2 separate regions of the Homo sapiens genome follow, and region 2 is linked to region 1. Evidence: chromatin loops called from intact Hi-C (ENCODE). Cell type or tissue: Calu3. All regions are shown on one strand. Each heading gives the region's core, and the rest is flanking DNA. Links, peaks and the distances in the headings are about the cores only. Region 1 has its middle 81 kb from the start of APOB. Region 2 overlaps GDF7 (growth differentiation factor 7).

What was found. A loop is a pair of places that touch in the nucleus more often than their neighbours do. Peaks named below come from ENCODE experiments on the same cell type or tissue, not always from the same donor. Only the 100,000 strongest peaks of a DNase experiment are listed, where the experiment ranks them.
Region 2: a loop joins it to region 1, with 11 times the contacts of the local background. A loop is called at or near these places in 28 of 110 quality-filtered maps.

Annotation. Positions count from the first base shown.
Region 1 is chr2:20,956,440-20,968,883 of GRCh38, forward strand. No RefSeq gene overlaps it. Among named protein-coding and RNA genes, the nearest start is that of APOB, 81 kb to the right of the region's middle. RefSeq lists an enhancer at 6,615-6,664. In Calu3, for the core only: a CTCF peak has its summit at 6,738 (motif pointing left); a DNase peak (open chromatin) is centred at 6,712.
Region 2 is chr2:20,677,851-20,688,692 of GRCh38, forward strand. GDF7 (growth differentiation factor 7) reads left to right here. Exons shown (of 2, transcript NM_182828.4): 2 at 1-1,393. It overlaps LDAH (lipid droplet associated hydrolase), which reads right to left. Exons shown (of 7, transcript NM_021925.4): 7 at 6,181-9,244. The coding sequence ends at 9,053. Among named protein-coding and RNA genes, the nearest start is that of GDF7, 16 kb to the left of the region's middle. In Calu3, for the core only: a CTCF peak has its summit at 4,441; no DNase peak of the experiment used is centred there.

The DNA.
Region 1 (12,444 bases), core at 1,918-9,917:
GAGATGTTCCTTAACAGTTGGCTTCAGTGGGTGTGATTCCCTCTTGAGGATGCAACCCAAGGGCTCTGTGGAGCCTGCAGGGGCAGAATGGGTTTCCCAAGCTTGACCATGGGACACTAGCGCCCTGTCTTTTCTTCTCTTAACTCCTATTGCATATGGCAGAGTATGGGGCATAGTTTGGTAACAGTAACCCATAGCATAAAAGCCAAAGTGGTCTTGCATTCAATAGATTATAAAATCTGGTCTCAATCTAAGGTTCTCCCCATCTCACCCCCTGCATTGCTCCTCCTTCCTATGCCCCATGGATTCCCTTCCTTGGGCATGCTGTGTGTCATGGACTGAATTGTGTCTTCCTAAATTCACATGTTGAAGCCCCTAGTCCACCAGAATGTGACTGTATTTGGAGACAGGGCCTTTAAAGAGGTGATTAAGTTAAAATGAGGCCGTTAGGGTGGGCTCTAATCCAATATGATTGATGTCCTTATAAGAAGAGCCAGTTAGGACAAAAAATGAGGCAAGAGATATGCATGTACACTGAGGAAAGACCATGGGAGGATGCAGAAGAAGGTGTCAATCTGCAAGCCAAGGACAGAGGAACCAGCTCTGCAAGACCTTGATCTTGGGCTTCCAGACTTCAAAACTGGAAGTTTCTGTTGTTTAAACCCCCCAGTCTGCAGTACTCTGTGATGGCAGCCAGTGCTGATTGAGCCCCTGTGCCACCCACTGCCCCACAGGGGTACCCTAGAACCCAAAGTGTTCCATCCCATAATATGCTTATGCTCCCTTCCTCCTGGGATGCTGTGCTCTGCCACCATATTTCTCTTTGCAAAAACCAAGCAAAACCAACATAAAATAAAATATAATTCCACCTGTCTTTTAAGGCCTCACTCAAATGCCTCGTCATCCAACGAGCTCTCCCTGGTCTGTTCAGCTGAAGGGAGTCCCTCTCTGTGCCTGCGGAAGGTCAGCTCACGCGTTTCCCACTGCCCTCTGTTATGTGGAATTGTGCACAGTGACTCCTGCCACCACACTGTTGGATTTCTTGAGGCAGAACTCATCTATGTCTCAGTTCCTGGCATGGTGCCTGCCACTGAAGAGGTGCTCAATAATTATGTTCTGGACGCCATTAAAACTATGCCTCTGCAGTGCCTCGTGCCTGCCTGGTATCTTCCAGCTTTTGTGATGCCAGGACCCAGAGTGCAGTCTCCACACTGGCTCAGGGAGCTGTGGAGGGGGGAGCTTCTGAGATGGGCCTTGAAGGGTACAGAAGAGGTGAAGTCACTTCTCGGTGACAGCGAGGAGCAGAGAGCTGCCTTATCTGAGTTTCCATGTAACTGCACGTATGTTTGACCTGAACACACAGGAACTCTGGGCCTTGCACATGGAGACAGGCAGTCCGCCAGCAATATGGGGCTCCTGGCTCTGTTCTCTAGGGAAGTTTCTTCCGGCAACCCCACTGGAGCTGGGAGGCGCAGGCGACCGAGCACCAGATCGAAGCTGGAACCTCCTTCTGGAGGCCTGGGCTGGGTCAGTGTGTGTGTTGTGCCGCCAGCACCTGAGTGGCACCCGTCCCCTCACATGGGGTTTGTCAAGCGTCTCTGCATCCCTGGCCTCGGGAAGAAGGGCCCCGGTGGGAGCGGGAGCGTTGACACCCTCCCCTCTGATCTGAACACAGGTTTCTAATTTCCCAGTAATTTGCCCTTTCTCCCTCTTCCCAGTTGGCTTCCCTGTCACTTCATTTCCTGCCGTATTCTCATCTTACAGCAAAGGTGAAGAGAGTTGACCTCTCCTTGCCCCAAAGCGGAATAAAATCCAGAACAGATTTTTGTGAATAAAAATAGGCTTGAATACCCACAGCCAGCCACCTTGGGCTCCGCTCAGCCCATCTGGCCTGTGGAGTTCTCTCCCCACCCGGCCAGCCCACAGGGCAGAGCTGCGGAGGGTGGGCCGGTGGCCAGCCAGAGCCAGAGCAGGCCCAGCCGGGGGCTGTTGGACAACTTTATCCTCTCACATGGGGGACGGCTGCCTTTTCCAGTGGACTAGGGAGGAAAGATTGAAATGTCAGCACCTGGTGGGAAAAAAACAATTTCTGTTTAGAACATTTGGGAAAATTCCAAGAGGGATGCAACTGATCCCCCTCCCCCTCCTAGTATTTTCAAAGGGATTGTGGCTTCAGAGCTAGACAGACCCCAGGTCCGGTTCTTGCTCTTTTGTGGTCAGCTGTATTATCTAAGGTAAGAAACTTCATCTCTATGAACCTTAGTTTCGTCATCTGCAAAATGGAGATAAGGATGTAGATTCTGCAGGTAGGCTGGGAGGATACATGAGCAAGACAATCACAGGTGTTCAGCGCAGGGTCTATCTATGTGTCCTTCCTCCCATTCAGGTTTCAGCTTAAACGCCAGAGGGGTGTGATGCCCCCTCTAAATGCAGTGGCCAGTTCTGGTCCATCAGAGCGCCCTCTATTCCCTTTCCATGGTGGGATGTTTTCTTATTTCTTGTTTATGTGTGCTGTCTGGCTATGCGTGCTGTCTGGCTCCCGGTCCTAGCAGGAAAGACTGCCAGAGCAGGAACACTGCATTGGGGCACCCTATGATGCTGGCAGAGAGAGGGCACTCAAGAAAGATTTATTTAAAAAGTGGGTGCAGAAATTACAGCTATTATTTTTATTGTGTCAGGGTAACTTTTTCAACATATGATTTGGTGTTTTTACCTTTCCCTGTATTTTCCCAGTTTCCCATCCTTTTTCAAGCAGTTAGAGGCCCTGGGCATCCTTATCTCAGGGGGTGTTTGTGGTTAGCTTAAAAACAAAAGTTGCTGCAAGATACACTTTCCTTCCTGGATTTTATTCCCAAAGAGTCTGAAACTATTGAAAAGATAGTGCTGGTTGTCTGGAAGGTTTGAGGAGAGAAAGAAAATGAGAGAGAAGGAGACAGATTTTGGAAGAAACATGAAGACAGAGGGACTTCCCATCTTCCTTCTCCTTTAATCCAAAAAAAGATTTCTGGCAGTGGGTGGGGCAGGAGGATGGTCCGAGGGTTCTGTGAGCAGCAGCGGATGCCCACATACCCATGAGACAGCATCCTGAGAAGGTAGCCAACATGCAGAGGAGGTGGGGACCGCGCACTGGGCTTCCCTAGGGGTGAGAGTGGCACCAGAACAGCAGAATGGCCTGGTGTGATGGGCATGTGGGCAGGGCCAGCTAGGGCTGCTGACCGACAGGCCTCCCTGGCACCCTGATGCTGCTTACAACCCTGGAGAAGGCACAGCTCTAGAATGACGGAAGCTCAATCAGGGCTCAGAGTCAGAACTGAGTTCCACTCTCTGCTCTGCTTTATTTATTCAGAGTCTTCGATGATGTGCCCTGGGCTGGTGTTTGGAGAAAGGCAAGTGTGGGTATGAGCAGCAGCATTGCAGGTTCCGGACACCCCGGAGGCACAGCACCCCTGTACCTACCATCACTCCTGGGCTCAGCTTGGCACTGCTCAGCCAGGACTTCACACCTGTGATGATCAGAGGGCACTATGTATCAGGTGTACATTCCCCATCCCCCTACAAAAAGGTAGTAATTCTTTGTTTTTCTACAGCACTACTAAATCTAGTAGAAGGACTCTTTTTACCACAGTTGATGTCTAATATCTGTTGCTTTTCGCGGCTCCCTGTCCCTCACTGTCATATGAGAACCTCAGGGCTTTGTGATTCAGGAGAAGTGTGGAAGAGGCCACAGCTGCAGATGTGAATGGTGCACAGCTGTGGTTTCTTGCCCAGGCCATGTGGTTCATTAGAAGGCAGCTGGCTCCACTGTCAGCCTTGTTCCTACTCTGCCGAGCTCTGCAAGGGGTACTTCCAGGGTAGGCTCAGCCCTGATGCTCCTAGCCACATCTCCGTGGCACCTCTGGCAGGTCCAACTGCTCTCCAACTCTGTGTGCAAATGGGATAGGGACCCCTTCCACCCTCCAGCCTCAGGATCCCACTCCCTGGAGGCAGACCTCTTCTCTTTGTCCCTTAAAGAACCAGCTTCCAATTCCTTCCCAGCTAGGACAGAACCAGACAATTCTTCCTATGGCCTTGGTTTTCCAAGAGAAGGTCACCTTTGTCTCACCTGGTGATGTCTCCCCTGAAGCACAGAAGAGAATCACGAGTACTTGTTTCAAAGAAAATGACCAAAATCTGTCTTAGCTTCCCATCGCTGCTATAACAAGTCACCACAATTTGCTGGCTTCAAAAAACACACATGGATCTTACAGTTCTGTAGAAGTTTGACATGGGCTTCACTGGGCTAAAAGTAAGGTGTTGGCAAGGCTGTATTCCTTTCTAGGACTGATGTAATTCAACTCTGTGTCCCCACCCAAATCTCACATTGAACTGTCTGTGTCACCACCCAAATCTCACATTGAACTGTCTGTGTCACCACCCAAATCTCACATTGAACTGTAATTCTCAATGTTGCAGAAGGGGCCTGGTGCGAGGTGATTGGGCCATGGGGGCAGACTTCCCCCTTGCTGTTCTTGTGATAGTGAGTGAGTTCTTACAAGATCTGGTTGTTTAAAAGTGTGTAGCCACCTTGCACCTCGATCTCTCTTGCTTCTTCTCTGGCTGTGTAAGATGTGCCTGTTTCCCCTTCACTTTACGCCATGATTGTAAGTTTCCTGAGGCCTCCCCAGCCATGCTTCCTGTGCAGCCTGAGGAACTGTGAATCAATTGAAGCTCTTTTCTTTATAAATCACCCAGTCTCAGGTAGTTCTTTACAGCAATGCGAGAACAAGCTAATACAGGGATGAATTCATTCCCTTCCCTTTTTCACCTTCAAGTGCCTGTATTCCTGGGGCCCCGGCCCCTTCCTTCTTTTTTGAAGCCAGTAGCTGAGCATCACTCCAAACCGCTCATAAGGAAATGGCATTCTACTTGAGTAGCAGACAGGTGAGCCAACAAATACAATCTCATGTGGTAAGCGAAGAACAGGTTCAGGGAAGAAGCATGGTCAAAAAAGGGCCCAGTACCCTGGGTGAGAGAGGGATGGGTTCTCAGAGGGCTGCTACTCAAGCCAAGGCTTATCTTACCTCCTCTACCCAACTGTGGAAAAACTTGAAGAAGTAATTGGGTATAACTCATCTTCTTATTTTCCTTGATGCTAAATTCACTGCTTTGCAACCTGTAGACACCCAATAAATATCACTTGCAATGAACCAGTTCTCTTCTGAGTCATTTTTGTCTTCTGGGCTACAGTTGCAGATGGGAGATGAGAGAACAGTGCCAAGCTAGAGGGCTGAGCTAGCATCCTCAGGACAGAGCCCTAGCTTTAGGGCTTGGCAGATTTTTATTGTCATGCATTTTCTTCCCTTAGCAGAGATGAATTCCAGAATTGAGGCAGGAAGCTCTCTGTTTAGTTGTGGGACCTCACCAGGAATTCACCCCAGACATCAGGGAATTAGATTTAAAATCTCGCCCTTGCATTTAAGCAGGGCTTTAGGATCACTTGGGGGTTGATAATTGATAGATGTCTCCTCGTTTGAGTTTCTTCATAAAATAACATGCAGGGAGCAAGGGAATGAAATTGAGCAAGTGAAATACTTGGCAGAGTCTCAGGAAAGACGTTAAGAATAGATCTATGAGCTGTGCCCCATGGCGGGGGGGTTGCTTCTGAGTCGGGAGGTGCATGGGTTGGCGGCAGGAGGAAGCGTCATGGAGCCTCTGTTTCTGAGCCCATGTGTTGAGATTCCAGCCTCTAGTCAGAAAATTCCCCTTGCAGCTTCTGCCTGGTCCAGCCCCTGAGCCATGAGCATCTTCTGGTCCTCTTGCCTCAGATTGTTCCCCATTCACTCTTCCCATCTTCTCCTTCACACAAACTTCAGGATCAGGACCCACAGAGGTCTTGGGACCTGTAGGCTGCGGGAGAAGGCTGTGGATGTTTAAAACCACATGTCACCACCTCCTGGCAGGGGCTGGCTAAGGACAGGACTAAACTCTCAGTGGTGAGTTAATGTTTGCTGAGGGAATGAATGAAGGAATGACATAGGCAAAATGAAGCTAAATTATCCGTTAAGGTTATCTATGGTACTTTCCCTGGGCCATGATTCTCCCTCTTAGATGGGAGGAGCTCAGCTCCCTAGACCCCTCCTAAGCTCTTGCAGGGCCTGTAGCATCCAGGGATAACAGAGCAGAGGACTGGGGCAGCCTACTTTCTTTGAAGGGCCACTCTCCATGCCACCCTTTGAATCAGCACTGGTGACCAATTAGTAGAGTGTGATATGAGTAGTGGATGAAGACCTGTCTAGCATTAAAAAAAAGAGACAGAATTGAGAAATAAGGGTATTGCTTTGTAAAAATGTGCTGCTGTTTTGCACATGATAGACAGTATACTAAAAGTGGCTTGCAACGTTAAATGTATTTCTTACCATGGGTCAAGGTCAAAAAAGTTAGAGCATCCAGCATCTCAGAATTGCTGAGGGCTCTCATGCTCCCTGGGAGGAGATGCTAAGGTCTGACCAGGCAACTTCAATTGTAAAATAAAGATGCCTAACCATCCACAATGACCTCTTCCTGAGACCTTGGGGGCAAGTGGAGGAGGACTGGCTGGGAGTAAGAGGCCAGGGCTCTGAGCCTCCATCTGTGTGTACTTACTGTGAGCCTTGGGCACATTGCTAATTCCTCTTCCACCTGTTTTCTCCTCCAATGTGGAGGTTACATTGTGTCTGTGTGCACTGCTGCCCTCTGGTGGTGAGCTCTATACTTCACTGCAGCCACGGCATCCAATTTGGGTTTGTTGACTGGCTTGTGGCTGTCCAGATTTTCCCCTCTTCTTGTTCTCAAAAGGTGAGCCTTACCCCCAGGTGGAGTAGCATCCCACATGTTAAAAAAAAACTCACATGTGTTGTGAGTTTTCTGCAAAGGCCTCTGCTGTTCAAATGCGTTGCCTGGAGATACTCTCATGCGAGAATGTAAATCAAAGGGCAAGCTAATAGGGAACTACTTTGTAGCCAAAGTTTGATGAGGTCCACCTGCTTCAGGGTACGTAGCTGTATGCCAGGTACTCTTGATGCATCTGCCGGCTCTGAACAGTGTTTTATGAAGCTGTTGAGAGAGTGGGACCAGATGTTTAGAAAGAAGAGCTTGTCTTGTCACTTCCCTCAGCTTCTTCCTTTTTTGATGGTATCAGCAACTCTTTGCATTTCCAATTAAGACTCTAGTTAAATTCCCTTCAGCATTTGACTCAACCTCTTGCAAGAGGCAAGATAAGTGATTTAAAAAAAAAAAAAAAACTCTTACTTAAAGAGCATGTTGCATTGTTCTGAGATTTATTTCTAGTAAATCAAAGGGGGACTGAATGTCCCTTAGCATTGTCCTGGGATTGATAAAGGTCAATTGTCTGCAGAAATATGGACCTGAAGTCTCTCCAAGGTTAGAGGTTTCATATTCATGGTCAATGCATCTTCAAATCTCCCATAGCAAATTATCTTGGACCATTGCATTTAATAGGTGCTTAATAATTGTGTGTTAAAAGGTTGAATGGATGAATGAATGAGTAGAGTCTCAGAAATGGCCCTTCAGATGAAGTTTCCGAGCTATGAAGTAACAGTGTACAGTGCACCATGCATGAAGCACATCGGGCAAGGGAACTCCACTGTTACATGGTAGGATTGGTTGGCCTGGAATCAAGTCAGGATATTTAATCAATGAGGTTGAAAGACCCAAGTAAACATTTAGCAAAACTGGAGTCAAAGCACATTTCAAAACAATCATTTAGACTGTTAAGCTGCTATCTTATAGAGTTGGGGGCCCAAAGTAGGGAGTGTTTTATTTTTAAACAACTTGCTTCCCTTCTGACTTCAAGAATCCCCATGATGGTTTGGTTTTGAGGACATTACCAGTCAACCGCAGCCAAGAAGTGATTAGCAAATGCCTGCTCCACAGACGTGGGTCTGACTTCTGGGCTAAGTTCAAAGCAGAGCTCTTAGTTTAATAATGATACAGGATTCACTTTCCTTGAAAACTTCCTATGCTGGAACCATTTTGAGAAAAACAGAAATAATCATGGAAATTTGGGGGCACAAATGAAGACAGGGAGGAAACATTACATGCATATCTGAGTACTTGTCTACAACCCTCACAATGCATCCTGGAGAAGATGTCCCTCCCTTATTCTCTTGATAGGAAATGGCCACTGTTTATAATGAGGCAGAACAAAGCAGGGGCTTACTTCCCCCCCGATGCCAATCAATATGCTGAGAGCTGGCTCCAGTGCTCCCAGAGCCATGGATCAGTGTTACTGCCTTGAAAATCGCTTATTGCTGTGTCATTTAAAGGAATCTGATGAAAGGTTTGAAAGAAATGCTATAATTCTACAAAATATCTTCAAGTGGCATTTCCCAAAACCATGGACAAGTACTGATAGTGTTTTGTGAAATGATTTTAGCCAAAACATAGATAAATATTTTTATTTTAATGCTTATGTATTTAACACATATTACAAATATATACAATTAGCATACCTTACCTGTGATTTCATGAATAATTTTTCTTAGGAAAAGACTAAATAATCTAAGTAAAAATAATACAAAACAAAATAGAAAAGACAAGAAAAGAAGGCATTTTAACTTAAAACCAATAATAGTAGATAGTAAAAACTGTGAAGCTCGTGCTTAAACAACGTGGTTCGGGGAACAGACTCAAAGTGTGTGTTAAGTTTTTGCACTACTATTAGGAGAAACACTGCAGTATAATTCTGCAGTGATTTTTGGAACAAATATTCAAAACTACCACCTAGGGAAAGCTCAGGCACTGTGGTTGTACAGGGAGGAAGCTTTGGGGCCATGGCCACTCTCTTCTTTTCACAGGGAACGTTTTGACAACGGAGTCTTTCTAGTGCCAAGTCTCTGTGCTCCACCAGTGAAGACCGTAGCAGGCAATGATGACTGTGCTTGGAGTCTCCACACTGGAAAGTGGGCTTTTTCCCTGACTTGAGCCCAGCAGCCATCAGAGGGAAGTGGACATCCCCAACGCCATCCCCTCTGCCCACCTGCCGGAGTGTGACTTCCCACCAGTGCCATCAAACCCCCACAGTGCTTCAGAGTGTAGGCCAAGCTAGCAGGTAAGTTTCCCATGAACTCAGGCTCCTCTACCATCTGGGTATGCAGGCTAGAGCATGAGCCCCCACTGCACCTCTTTCAGCATTAAGATATTTCTGAGGCTTTCCTGATAGAGAAGTGGCCTGGGAAGGCATTTAAGAAGACAGCTTAACTGTCCAGGTTCCTTTTCTGTTGACCCTCACCCTGAATCTTGAATCTTGACTAGGGAATTCACCCCTGGCCTTGTGCTGGACTCTTTAGGGACAGAGGTGGGACATGAGATGTTGGCGCTGGGGGAAGCAAGTCTCATCTCACCGAGTGCTCTCCTAGAGAAGGAGCTCAAACAGTGCCCAGAGCTGGTGCTGGGATGCCATTTGGTGGTCTGGAAGTTGCTGATTGCTTTCTCTGTCACAAAGCCTTTGATTTCCACCGGCTTATGTGTACACATGTGGGTATTCTTGGTGGCCTGGCCATTGAGCATAATTAAAAGAAATGATTGGCTTTCTCTTGATGCAAACATCTGGTTTTACTTGAAACAAGATGACTTAGCTGTTTCAGAAACATTCTTGTAACCCTGGATTCACATTTTCTTCTTAAAATATATATTTTCTCTGTTCGGGCAGTATGTTAATGTAAACACTCCTTGTAACTGACAACCGACAGTTTCAGAAGTACGTGGGGCTCCAAGCACCGGAGGAACCGCAAGAATGATTGCGTTTTTGATTTGATCACTGGAAATCTGTTTCAACAGTCACTCTGATTTAAACAATTACTCTGATTTATACTCCAAATGCTGTAATTTGCAGAAAATGTAACCATGTGAGGACATTTTTGTAGAGTATGTCTTGGCAACTTTGTGTTGTTGTGATGTCATTCACTTCAGTTTTAAGGAAGCACAGAGGAAAGAAAAGAAGGAAAACAGCGTCCTTTTTGATGTGCTTTCCTGACCGCCAGGGAAAATGTTCTCAAGTCTTCCTGGCTTACCATTCCTTACCGCTCCCAGCCCACAAGGCCAACACTGAAGGGCTATGAATGACATTGAGGAGAGAAGCGAGAGCCAAGATTTCCTGAAGGCCAAAGAATTAAGTCCAAGAGTGGGGGCAGCTGGTTTTGTTGTCCTGTCTGCTGTCTCTACAGTTAAGACAGGGTAGGTGGGATGCCAGCTCTTGCATCATTCATCAAAGCCCAGGTTTGCAGAGCTGGAAGTCTAGTGGAGAGTGTGAGGTTTAATACCTTCATTGCCTAGAAAGAAAGATCCAGGTAGGTTAAAGAACACTGCAAAGGTTCTAGAGCAAGTTAGTATTAGAGTCAAGGAAGCAACCAGGGCTCTGGTTTTTTGATTCTTTGCAAGATTGTACCTGTTGACATGTAACTGCAGGTTGGTCCCACATTATGAACAGAGAAGGTATCTCAGCAGAATAAGAACAAAAAGTCCTAAGTCAAAATAATTAGGTAGTACACATTTTATAGTTTGCAGCTTAAGGGAGCTAGCATTCCAAGTATTAGTTCCATTTATACCCTGCCCTCCTCCAGTGAATCCAGCCAGGCTAATGCTGCTGGGGAAAGAGCCATGAGGGCACAGAAGGCACTTCTGCCTCTTTGGGAGCAGAACGCCTCTGTGAATGGTCCCATAATTCTGAGTGGCAGCGGGGTGCTCAGCCCCTCTGATCACATCTTCCTAGACCATGTGTCTTCAACTTAGTCCCAGCCCCAGAGAACCAAAAAGAGGTTCTTCTATTTAAAGTTTATCTCCTTAACATCTGTGTGCTTCAGTTAGTTTTGCAGTATCTCCTTAAAATTGACTTATTTCTGCCCATTGCTGAGGAGCGGTGCGCTGTTTCAAGTCCCAGCTCCACCTGTGGTTTGTTGTGTGAACAAGAAGGCATCAGGTTTCTTTGCTGTGCTTCAGTGCGCCCGTCAGTTAAATGAGGGACAAGAGCAGAAAGTGCCAAAATCTCTTCCAGTTTCATCACTCTTGGAATCTGTGGCTCTATCATTTTGTGTATTTGTGTTTCTTATTTAAAAAGTGATACAGGCTCATGGTGACAATTTTTTCCACTTGAACCTCATATTTTGGGGACGTGAAGTTTTTCATGTGCATTGCCCCTTTCAGAGAGCTTTGGGGTGCAGGGACACTCAGCCACAGGTGTGCCCCATAGCCTGGCACTCCTCCCTGGACTGTCCTGAACAACACTCTAATACCAAGGTGGGTGTCTTTCATGCTTCTGAATGATGGGCTCCTGCTAAATGATGGGAAGCCCATTAATTCCTCAGCGAACACAGAACATGTGACAGGCGGCACTCAAAAATTGTTTGTTGGCCAGGTGCGGTGGCTCACACCTGTAATCCAAGCACTTTGGGAGGCTGAGTTGTGTGGATCACCTGAAGTCAGGAGTTCAAGACCAGTCTGGCCAACATGGTGAAATCCCATCTCTACTAAAAATACAAAATTTAGCCGGGCATGGTGGCTTGTGCCTGTAGTCCCAGCTACTTGGGAGGATGAGATATGAGAGTCGCTTGAACCTGTGAGGCAGAGGTTGCAGTGAGCCGAGATCACGCCACTGCACTCCAGCCTGGGTGTCAGAGCGAGATCGTGTCTCAAAAAAAAAAAAATTGTTTTTTGCTAAACAGCACTGGATTGGACATTTGACTAATGTGTCATGCAACAATAAGTTTATCCATGCTAACCACACTGAAAAAAGGCATGGTTCTTTCTTTATTTTCCTAAAACTGATCTGATATTCCACATGAACTCCTACTCACTGGGTAATGGGGCAAAACAAAACTAAAGTTTGGTTCAGTTCAATAATTCCAAATTGATTCCTTTATTGAAGACTTTCTTTAGCTAAATGCCCTGTCCTTCAGCCCTCCTCCCTTGCCCTTTATCTTACCCCACATGGCATTTTGGTGTGTGAGGAGGGAGGAACATGAGGCATTGGTGAGCTTCGGTTTCCAAGGCAGTGTCCCTTAGCCTGGCCACTGCTTGCCTAGCTCGCTTTGGTGGCCGAGGCCAGCAGTTGGCAAAGCTTGCAATTTTTACCTCTCTTTTCCTGGTTGTCCTCCCTGTCTGACTCAGGGTCTGCTGCCTTCCTCATCCAGCTCCAACCTAAGAGGTCCACCTGTGTGGTTACTGCTGCAGGGTCACTGTGCCACTTGCCATGTGGCCCACACAGACTCTCTGGCTCCCAACTCGGTTGCCATAGAATCCCCCCGTGAAGGCCTGCAAGAAAGTCTCGGTCCCAGACATGCTACAAGGAAACATGGAGGCTCAGAGAAGATAACCCACATTTCTGGGCTTCCCTTAGCGCTAGCACACAGCACAAGATAGATTGAATTTGATACAGTTGCCACCATGTTGGTGACCCAGTAGACTGCAAGG
Region 2 (10,842 bases), core at 426-8,425, 280 kb before region 1:
GCAGTGACCAGGTGTGTTGAGGGCCTCCCCTTGCCTGCACCTTTTTATCTCTGAGTGACTGAGGGCTGCCAAGGCCAGACAACGCACATGTGTCCTGGATCCTCCCCTGGCCTGGGGCAGCAGCAGCAGCAGCAGCTGGGCTTGGGGTGAGTAGGCTGGCTTGAGGAAGGGGCTGCCCACAAGCAGGGCTCATTTCCTGGGTCAGGGCCTGTCAGACTCAAAGTCAGCTCTTCAGCATTCTGTTTAGAAAATGATGATGCAGTTCAGTGAGAAAGAAAGCTCAGGATAAAATATGTTTTCTGGAGGGGAAATACTCAAGTGTTCTAAGCCAGGAACAGAGACTCTCAAGAGAGGAATTCTCTGGCATTCTCTGCCTTGGATAAATCATGGATTAAACATGAGCATCCTTAGAATAATTTTATTTTTGTATTTCACTTTACACTGTAATGCAAACAGCTTTTATGTTTTCTTTGACGAAGAATCATAATTGAGTCACTTTAGGTCTTTTAGCTGGAAGCATTTCACCCTAAATGAAAAGTTAATGCATTTTTTACAAGGATTAACATGCTAACTACAACTTGCCCTTTCAGCAGATGACAATAAGGGATTCTGAAAAGTTTGGACTGTCTTTTTCTTTTTGTATACAAATAAAGCAGCAGATCCTTTCTCTGTGAAGGTTGTTGCAGAGCTCCCGTACCAGCTTATAAAATGCGGCTGTTTAAGCAGGACTTGGGTGGGCAGCAGAATTCTGCACATGACGAGTGGCTGCAGCTTAGAAAGCAAATTTCATCTGATTCCAGTACTGTGATTTTAAGGAAACGGTAAAACTCAAAGTGCCAGTAATGCCATCAAGGCTCAGTAACATGCCATTTCCTCAGCAGCTAAAGACAAAAAGAATTATTTTGGTGAGGGGATAGAAATCCTTTCGCTTTGCAGTGACACCCACTTTTTCTTAGCTTGGCTTGGGAGTAAGGAGATTGGAGTGTGGGGGGACATTAGAAACTCATTTAAGGCAAACTGAAATCTCCTTCATCAGCAGTCTTCCTGCTGGTGTAGCCACAGCAGAACTCCGAGGCTTGCAGGCTGGGCTGTCTCCTTGCTGCCTGGCTTGGGTGTTTATTTGGGCAATGCAAGCTGACATTGTGAGGTGTTGCCGATGCCCAGGCCAGCTAGCAGGGAGCCCTCCCAGGGCTGGTAGAAACCTATGTGTATATATATTCTCAAATTTAAATAGATTGTACATAGTGAAATGTAAATGACATGTAAAACAGCAATCTCTATTTTTCTTAACTATTATATAGCAGTATATATTTGTTGAACATGCTTGTATACTCTTCATTAACCATTTTAATATTTTGTACAGATAAGTTGATTAAATATTTTATTCATAAAACCGCTCATGACTGGTCTCTAAAGGAAAACATTTTCAGCTTTTGTTACTCAGCCTTTCTGTGTTACTGTAGTCCTCATTAATAGAATAGCGACCAGCTATTGAGGCCTTAGGACTGACTGCATTTTAATAGTGAGAGTGACATAACAGGCCTGACTCCACTTGCCTTTGTGCCGATCATTCCCCTGTATTGTCAGATCAGGTGTGAGGCTGTGGGCCTCTGGTATGGGGGGCTGCACCCTGGGTCTTGGTGACTGGTATGAAACTGTATATGATGCTGCTGCACACAGCCTCACACGGCATGAAGTCACTGCAGAGCAAGGTAAAAAACATCAAGCTTGGGTTCAGGAAAGGAGGCCAAAATGCAGTGGAAAACATTTTCTCTTTGGGAAATGAGCATGATAATGTGTAGAGTGAGCACTGTCATTCCAAATGCAGTTTGGGTGGACAGGTTTTCTGTGTTTATACATCTCAGACTGCTGCAGGACCTGTCTCACTCCAGAAAGCATGAGCCCTCCCCACCTGGAGGATGCACAGGTAAGTCTCTGAAATCCCAAGGCATAAAGTCCCATGGAAGCCGCTTCCTCTGCAAGGCCAATTACATACGTCACAGAACCCAATAAGGTCCTACAGCAAATTCGACAGGCCTTTTTTTTTGCCCAGTACTCTTCGAGACAAGTACAAAAGCCTGTGCTTGGTGACACCACGAAGGATGCAGCAGGACAGGATCAACCACACAGCGTTCTGTTGCTATCCCAGCTCTCACAGCTGACTTTTGCCCAGATGGAGAAATCTATTTCATGTGTTCCTTAAATATTTCTGGGAGAGGACTAATGACAGAGCAGGAATTGTAGGAAGTTGACAGGGACTTGGCCTTATTAGTGACTGTTACCAGGATTACCTCTTTTGCGATATGAAGCCTGCTGGAGTGACCCACATTTTCGTCAGTGATGGCAGCCCATGTTCATGGTGAATTCAATATCCCAGTTTGTTAATGCAGGTCCCTGTGGTTATGTAACTTTCTCTCTCTGGTGAAAGATCAAGAAAGCCTGCCTTCTTTTCACCACTCGATTTCCTATTATAAATAAAGGAGTCTCTTCTTTGGAAGAGAAATTGTGTTCCCTTTCCAACTAACTCATTTGGCAGGTACAATCAATGTGTAAGTTCTATGACCCTGCCATCGAAAACTGGAATGTCTTGTCATGCTTTGTTTATAAGCATCTTTGGTCCATTTTTCATTTTCTTATTTTTCAGTCTCCATTTGACCTACCACAGCATTCTGTGGTTAGAGTACACATTCAGTAGAGGAGTAGTTACAGGGAGAAAGGAAAGTCGGGAGTGGCATTAAAAATTTTATCCAATTTCCCAGACACTGATAAGAGCAAATCTAAAAGGCCCGTCCATGACTAATGGTAAAGGCGGCTAAGATTGACTTCTCCACTCCTTCCCTGGTCCTGTCAGGTCCTGGATCTGCCTCTGATGCCTGCTCATTTCCAAGCAGGCCAAGGCAAAGATGCCTCCAACTGCTGTTCCATTGAGGGTGGTGCCCAACGTGGTCATGGATGCATGTGCTCTTGTGTCCTAGGAACCCTGTGACTCATCTGCTCAGAAAGGACAATGATCTGGGGAGAAACTTGTCCACTGTGAGGTGCCACCAGCATGCAGCCCTATAGGCTGTGGGTGTCTGCCGAGTCCTAATCACATGCAGGTGCGTGGCCCTTCACAGTGGCCAGTAGGAGGAAGCCCAGATGTTCTGCAGAGCCTGAGCTGGATGGATTTGCAGAGGCGGGATTCTAGTCCCTCTGTGAGGGAGGGAGACCCTGCAGGTGCACCGCACCCCCTGGCTGTAATGGACGCCCAGTCACAGGGTCACATTCTCATCCCAGGGAAGAGGAATTTTCCCATAGACTTACCCAGCAAGGAAATCTGTCCCAATGTGGGGAGGTCAGCACAGGCCCCTTTGCCAGAATGTTTGAGGAATGCAACACAAAATGAAAATGCTCGATTATCCCAGAGCACAGTCATGTGTATTGTTGCTGTAATTCCCACTCGGGGTGCTGCGCGGGGTTAGTGCTCAGCAAATAATAAACTACATATTTGGTAGTTGCTAATACCCAAACTCCAGAGGTTTTCTAATTGTAGAAGAATGGAAGTAACAGTTGCAGCCATATCAGACAAGATGAATGGGACACAAGGGATAGTGGCCTTGCTTCCTTGCAGTCCCCCAGTGCCAGACACAAACAGTCTGCAAAGATTCAGACATCCTTGAATCTATCTGACCCAGTTGTGCACAGCTCTGCTGGGGAAACACTTAAGGGATAAAAGAGCAAGTGTCCATGTCTGCACTCCCACTGATGTGTCAGTTTTAAGATGAAGAAGCCCAGAGATGTGATTTCCTGGTAGTCCGACCCAATGTGAGAATTGCACTTTTTCACAGCTTGCCTATTAGGTATGGTAGAAACTTTTTATTAATTTAGATAACAAAATTTATAGACTACCCTGTGTAGCAGGCCATATTTGATATGCCCTGACAGCACAGAGATGACTAAGACAGAAGGTCATCTTCTAGGACTCTCCTGAGAGAAGGGGTGTTGGTGGAGGCAGGGAGGAGCAGACTGCAGAGACACAATCCCGCAGCAATGATAAGTCATTCAGTAGACACAGGCCAGGCCAGGGGTCATGAAGACTGGCAGGGCATGGAAGGGTGGGAAGGACCGCTCTGGGAGGCAGGAGCAGTTGGTATTTTAGGCCACGTCTCATGGGGTGGGGTAGAGGATGGGCGTAATCAAAGCTGGAGCAGTGATTCCTGTACAGAGGAGTCCACAGGAAGCTCCCGTGCGTGGCATAAGACCAGGTGGCTATGGAAGAGTTGCAGAGGTGCCGGCCATGTGGCTGCAGCCACAGCACTGACTCCCAGCATGTGGGCTTGCTTTCTCTCAATCCACTGCCTGATGCATATTTTTGCCGTCTGAAAACTGGTCTCTGTTATAGCTTTCATTCTTTTAAAACTACTCATTTGTTACCAACGATCTACTCGTCACTTCTTCTGTCAATCGGGTCCTCATTTGCCCTTTGCGTGACTCTCTTTCCCGGCTCTCCACTTTTGCTAGGCTTGCCCACTGTGGCCTCCAGGAGGCAGCATGATGCAGTGGAAAAAGGGGATGAAGTGGTGGCTCTGGAGTAGAGGCCTGAATTGGAATCTGGCTTAGTTCATTTTCTGTTGCTATAATGGAATATCAGAGACTGGGTAATTTATAAAGAAGAGATTTATTTCTTACAGTTCTGGAGGCTGGAAAGTCCAAGATTGAGGGGCTGGCATCTGGTGAGGACCTTTGTGCTACATCCTCCCTGGCAAAAGGTGGAAGGGCAAGAGAGCATGAGAGAACAAGAGATCAAACTTGCAGCCTAATATTGTGGCTTTTTATCACTGGCATTAATCCATTCAGGAAGGAAGGGCCCTCATGACTCAGACACTTCCTGTTAGGACCCACCTCCCAATAGTTGCATTGGGGATTAAGTCTCTAACACACGAACTTTGGAGGACATGTGCAACTACAGGAGAACCCCAGCTCTGTCATCTATTAACTGTGAGGTCCTTAGCAAGGCACCTCAGTGGTAATCTGTATAATGGGCATAGTCAGAACATCACAGGATTGGGAGGCCTAAGTGAGACACTGTGAAGGTGCTGGGGTGAGCAGCATACTCCTTATCTGGATTAGCTCTCATCTATTCCAAACCACCTATCCAAGTTCTACCTGCCCTTCTAGGACTAGGGGCAACCTCATCCTCTTCTCTCTTCCAAGAGCTTTGTCTTTATAGAACCCTTTATAGAACCATAGAACCACCCAGAGCTTTCTTTGACCCTCGTTCGTGCTCTGAGGATGCTCACCCAGCATCACACTCAGTGACGCCGGTCTTGCTCTAGAGATGCCTTCAGCCTGGTGGGAGAGGCCAGACCCATGTCCCACAGACACTCCTCACCTGGGCCAATGTGATCACTTACCCATGTCTGTATGGGGCACAGGCAGGAATCTCAATCCTCTTAAAAAGTGATTAGAAGAACACTCATATGAGCTTTGCTGTCCTCAGCACTCCTGCAGAAGAGCTTCATTCAAGGTCCCACAGATGTATTTGTTCACAGAGCACACTCAGTCCCAGCCTCCAACCTCTCCTTAAGGCCCACCCCTAAGGGAAGGAGCAGCCCAAATATATCCTTGCCTCTTCTCTTCTGCAAGAGAAGGCCAGGGATGAAGATGTCTCAAGCCATCTAAGAAATGCTTTGCTTCCCGCATCTTTTCTAAATCGACTGTTAGAACATCCTGGGCTGTGTGCAGGGAGGCCTGAATGGGCTGAGGCCAGAAAGCTGAGCCAGGTGAGCAAGTGTTATCCCTGCGTAAGAGCCAAAATGCTGACTGCTAGAATCAAGTTACAAGCCTGGTGAAACAGTGCAGGGACTGAGATACCACAGGGTCCTCTGCTACACTAAAGAGAAGAGAAATGAAAGGAAAAAAGGAAAAACAAGTTTGCTATCCTCCTTTAGGTACCATTTTATAGAGAATCCACCATATGCCAGGCAACATACTAAATGCTATATGCATGACCTCATTTTATCTCCATTAAAAAAAAAATGAGGAGCTGGGGGACTCAGGGAGGTGAAGTGAAGTCTTATGTCACAAACCTAACAAATGACAGATCTGGGATTTGAACCCAGGTCTTCATTTACTGCGTACAAGAGGAAATAGCCTTTTTGGAAAAGAAGCAATGAGACACGGATGCAGGAGATAGCATGGTGGGGTTTTAAAAATAATTATTTTTACAAATTCTAAAACATCTCAAACTTCCAAAAAATCTGCAAGTACAAAGAACATTATTTTCCCCTCAACCATCTGACAGTAAACAGACATGATGCCCCTCACCCCCAGATACCTCAGTGTCTCCAGTACAAACAAGGACACTCTCTTACTTCTTCCCAGTACAACCACTGAAATCAGAAAATTAACAGTGGCATCTTACTCCCAGCTAATCTTCAGACCTCATTCAAGTTGTGCAAATTGTCTCAACAATGTCTTTTATAACAAAAACATCCAATTCAGAATCAGATGTTGTGTCCAATTGTCATGTCTCTTCAGTCTCCTTTAATCTGAAATTGCTTTTTTTTTTTGCTCTTTTTTAAAAATTATTTTAGACACGAGGTCTCGTTTTTTGCACGGGCTGGTCTCAAACTCCTAGCCTCAAACGATCTTCCCAGCTCATCCTCCCAAGGTGCTGGGATCACAGGTGTGAGCTACGGCACCCAGCCTGTTTGTTTTGAATATAATGTAGGATGAAGAAAAATCAAGCCTTTGGTGGTCCGTGTCTCTCCAAAGGTTGAGTGGAGAAGCGTATGGTGAGAGGCCCTTGGTGGCCATGGACATCAGGCCACACAAGCCACAGAGGGCTTGTGGAGATGCTTATGGCTGGGAACAGACTAGGAACAAACACGGGTGTGGTCAAAGCTCAATCGCTGAGCACTCGGTAACTCTGCAGGAAGTTAAAACTTTCACAAAGACCATCCATGTGGTTGACTGGGACATACAGGCAGAGCTGCTTCTGGAAAATGGATTTCTTCCACTGTTTGTCCATTTTAGTCTAATCCCTAATGAAACAGAATGAACTTCAGTCTCTTGAAATCTGATTCTTCCACCTATGAAAAAAGCAATGAGAAAGGTGGCTTTTCACTTTAAAAGAGAGACTTTGAGCCGAGTCTAACTCAGGAGAACTGCTCAAATTGTACCCTCTCTTGCCCAACACAGAGATCAGGCCAGACCAGGTCAGAAATGCTGGTAAAACATTTATTTCAAAAATTCATTTGGTTTTCAGATGATAAATAGGAATTAAGAATGAGTATCTTTCTTAGGCTCTAAAAACCAGAAATAAGACACAATTTCATACGTGCAGACTTTTGAAATATGGAGTAACATTTAAAATAACAGATAAAAGAAAAGCTCTGAATGTTACTCTTTATTCTGGTAGGTATGATTTACCCAGTATTGTTTACATGCCTTGATTTAGTATCAGTGAGTATCTCCTGTATGCAAGGCGCTCAGAGCCATGATTCCTAGCTTCTAACATCCGATTTCTAGGCCTCTCATGCAGATGCCAATAAAGGATCTGTGTACAGCCCTGTGCTTACGGCCTATGTATCTATTAGCTCTTCCCCTTGGGCTAACAGCACTCCTTGTCTGGAGCTTGGCTTTTCCCCTCTGAGAAGTCACTTGCTGTGATGTAGAAGCTATGCCAAAGCACAGTAACTCATTCAGCACTTACCAATAAGTTGGCAGCAAATCAGAGCCAAATCTTTCATCAGGGGGCTTTAGGATTTGAGCGGAGGGACATCTCATTGTCCTTAGGGAATGATAATGCCATGAGGGATTTCCTCTAGGAGAAAAAGGAATATTTCTGATCCATGATCAACTGTCACTGCAGTATGTGGTTCTCAAGATTGAGTCAATTTAGGGGAGGCAGCAATATTGTCAGCCCACTCTAGGCCAGGGAATATGTGTCTTCTCTGCCATACCTCAATGTGTCTAGAGAAGGTGAATTCACATAACTTAATGGCTGGGTTTGGTTCATTAACAAAATAATTTCTTTCCAGCAAATGAAGTTAATGCAGAAATGGAGAGTTAATGTATGGCAATGTTTTACTGAGCAGTTTAAAAGAAGCTTTTAAAAATTATTCACTAGAAGATTTCCAGAAGAAAAGAATCATTAAGTAGCTAAGAACTCCATCCTCAATGGCTAGCACACTATTTGGCTCATTGATGGTCTTTAATGGAGTTTTAGTGCAAGAATTACAGAAGGAGCAACTGTACGTTGGCACATCCAAGCCTGCTTTGGGACAGCCCAGTGCCTCTCCATCCTGGCTCTGGAGAGGAGGAGCCTGCAGGGAGCTTATAACCTGGGAGGCTAAGGCTCAGCATAGAACTTGCTGGTTGTCCTGTGGCAGGAGGCACAGTTGGGGTCCTTCAACAATTCTTTATCTGGTTAGCTGACCAGAGTAATGTCTGGTGAACTTTATTCTCTGTCTAGTGCAGGTACATTAGACGTCACATTGATGATCTCAGCCAAGATCTGTGCTAAGTTAGCCTGGGCTCATCTTCATCTTCTGTCTTACAGGAGACCCAGGTTCACTTCCTGCTCCTGGAACATGAGTGTATCCTTGTCATAATCTCATACACTTCACATATCTAACTATACTCTTAACATTCACTGATTTATTTTACATTTTCTAGTAGGTATTTCATAATTTCCTCCAGAGGAGCCTATTCTACAATGTAACTCAATTAAAATCAAGTACATGTAGATTTTTTTTTCATCTGCAAAGATCCTGCCTACCAAAATAAACCATATGGTGCCACTGGGCATCTTGTGCAAACACAAGACTCTGTGTAGATCACTGTGTTCCCTGAGTCTTGGAAAATGTATGGTTAAACCTATGGAATGATTCATCAACTGTGTTTACTTCAGCCTATAACATGGCGAGCGGAGAGTTGGTTTGTAAGACAAAGGTTCTCACTTTCTTCATTTCTAATATCAGTCTTCAAAATTAAACATTTACCTACTAAGTCTAGTACACTGACTGCCTCCATGTACTGGCAGTGGGGGCTTGTTCCTCAGGCCAATTTACATTTTGGACAAGTCATCCTTTAGGGAGTCAGCAATCATGTCTGCCATTTCCTGGTTAAAATGGGTGATGAAAGCATGAGGTATGTTTTTCTCACAGAGTCGAATGTCTCCTTCTGGAAAATCCTTCTTAATGTCTTCATAGTACTCTTTTGGACACCAAGGATCTATAGTACCATAATAAAATGTAAGCTGAAAGACAAGACAAAAACCTTTTATTAGAAAACACGTTCCCTTCCTGACACAGATATGACACCAGCAGCCGGCAGTGCTCTGAGGACAGCACCTACGCCTGACCCTGGGAGCTAGTCCCTAAGCTCTCTCCAGAGTGTGGCTCTCTCAAGGCAGCAAGGCTTCACGATGTACAGGAGTGCACTTAGAAGAATTTGGTGGGAAGATCCCCATGCTGGGAGACTCTTGTGTGATAGATCACTCATAATTCACTGAAACGACTTACCAGGAAAGTTTTGTGTACTAAGGTTGGGATGGACACTGGAATGAAGGCCGGTGAGGATGACGAAGACAGTTATTGAGACATAGTCACTGAATGACTAGTGACCAGTTAATAAACTTAGTTGTTTCCAAATAGCCACATGGTAGTCATATGGGATGTATTTGTTGAATGAATACAAACACAGATCAGATAGACTCAGGCTTTCCAATGTAGCTGATGAAATGTGATCAGAATCCTGAGAGAGTTTATGACCTTTCTAAGAAAAGGCTCTATGCAGCCTGTATGTTGATTCAGTGGGGAAGTGCAATAATCATACTTCAATTGACAGCAAGCAGCTGAATGGAGACAGAGCCTCCTCTGTGGCATTACTAAGACCCTGAATGGATATCTACCTAAACCTGCATGTGATATATATGTATATTGCTCTAGGCTGCTGTGTTTCACTGAAAAACTGCTATGTTCTAGTTCTGTTAGTTCTAAAAATAAAGGCAACAAAGCAACATCTTATATTCAGAAGAACAGATAGTGGCAATTTCTACAAAAACCAAGAACTAAATCTTAAGGATCCTTTGACCTCTGTTATCACTGAAAGACAGAGCTATGCCTAGCTCCAGCCCCTAGTTGGCCAGCTGTAGTCACTTGCAGCTTCCCTAATATACCAAATGTGCTCCTTCATTCAGACACTGAATTGCTTACTCATTCCTTTGTTCATCAAATACAAATGGAGCACCTACTTTGTATTAGGAACCTGGAAAATAGAGATAAGACAGTCTTGGGGGGAGGGGAGAAGGGGACCCCATGTATACAAGACAATTTGAGAGCTCAGGTGAGGTGCAGCTGGTCAGAAGTAGTAGGCAGGAAAGATTCCCCAGAGTTGATGCCTCAGTTGAGTCTTCAAGCTGGGGCAGCACACTGTGGGGAGAAGACCAAGCAAACCAAAGCTTGAAAGAGCATGGCATGTGTGGGGAACTGGAATTCCACATGGCTGGAATATAGGGTGGTGGGAGATAAGACTGGAGAGGCAGAGAGGGATGAGGTCATGGACAGCATCTTCTATGCATGCCAAGGAGGTTGCGCTTTATCCCGAAGTCCACAAGGCAAAAAAGACTGCACAGTGAAGTGACATGCTGAGGTCCCTATGTCAGGAAAACCACTCTGGCCACAACGAGAAGAAGGATTGGAGGTGATCAAGTGCTGGGGGAGGAGAGTGCAGGGAAGCAGGCGTTATTGCTCACTGGATAGTTTGAGTGTATCAATTATTAAATCCATGACCTGAATATGGGACAGATGAGACTGATCTTACGAAAACAATGGCCTTCATTACAATAACATGATG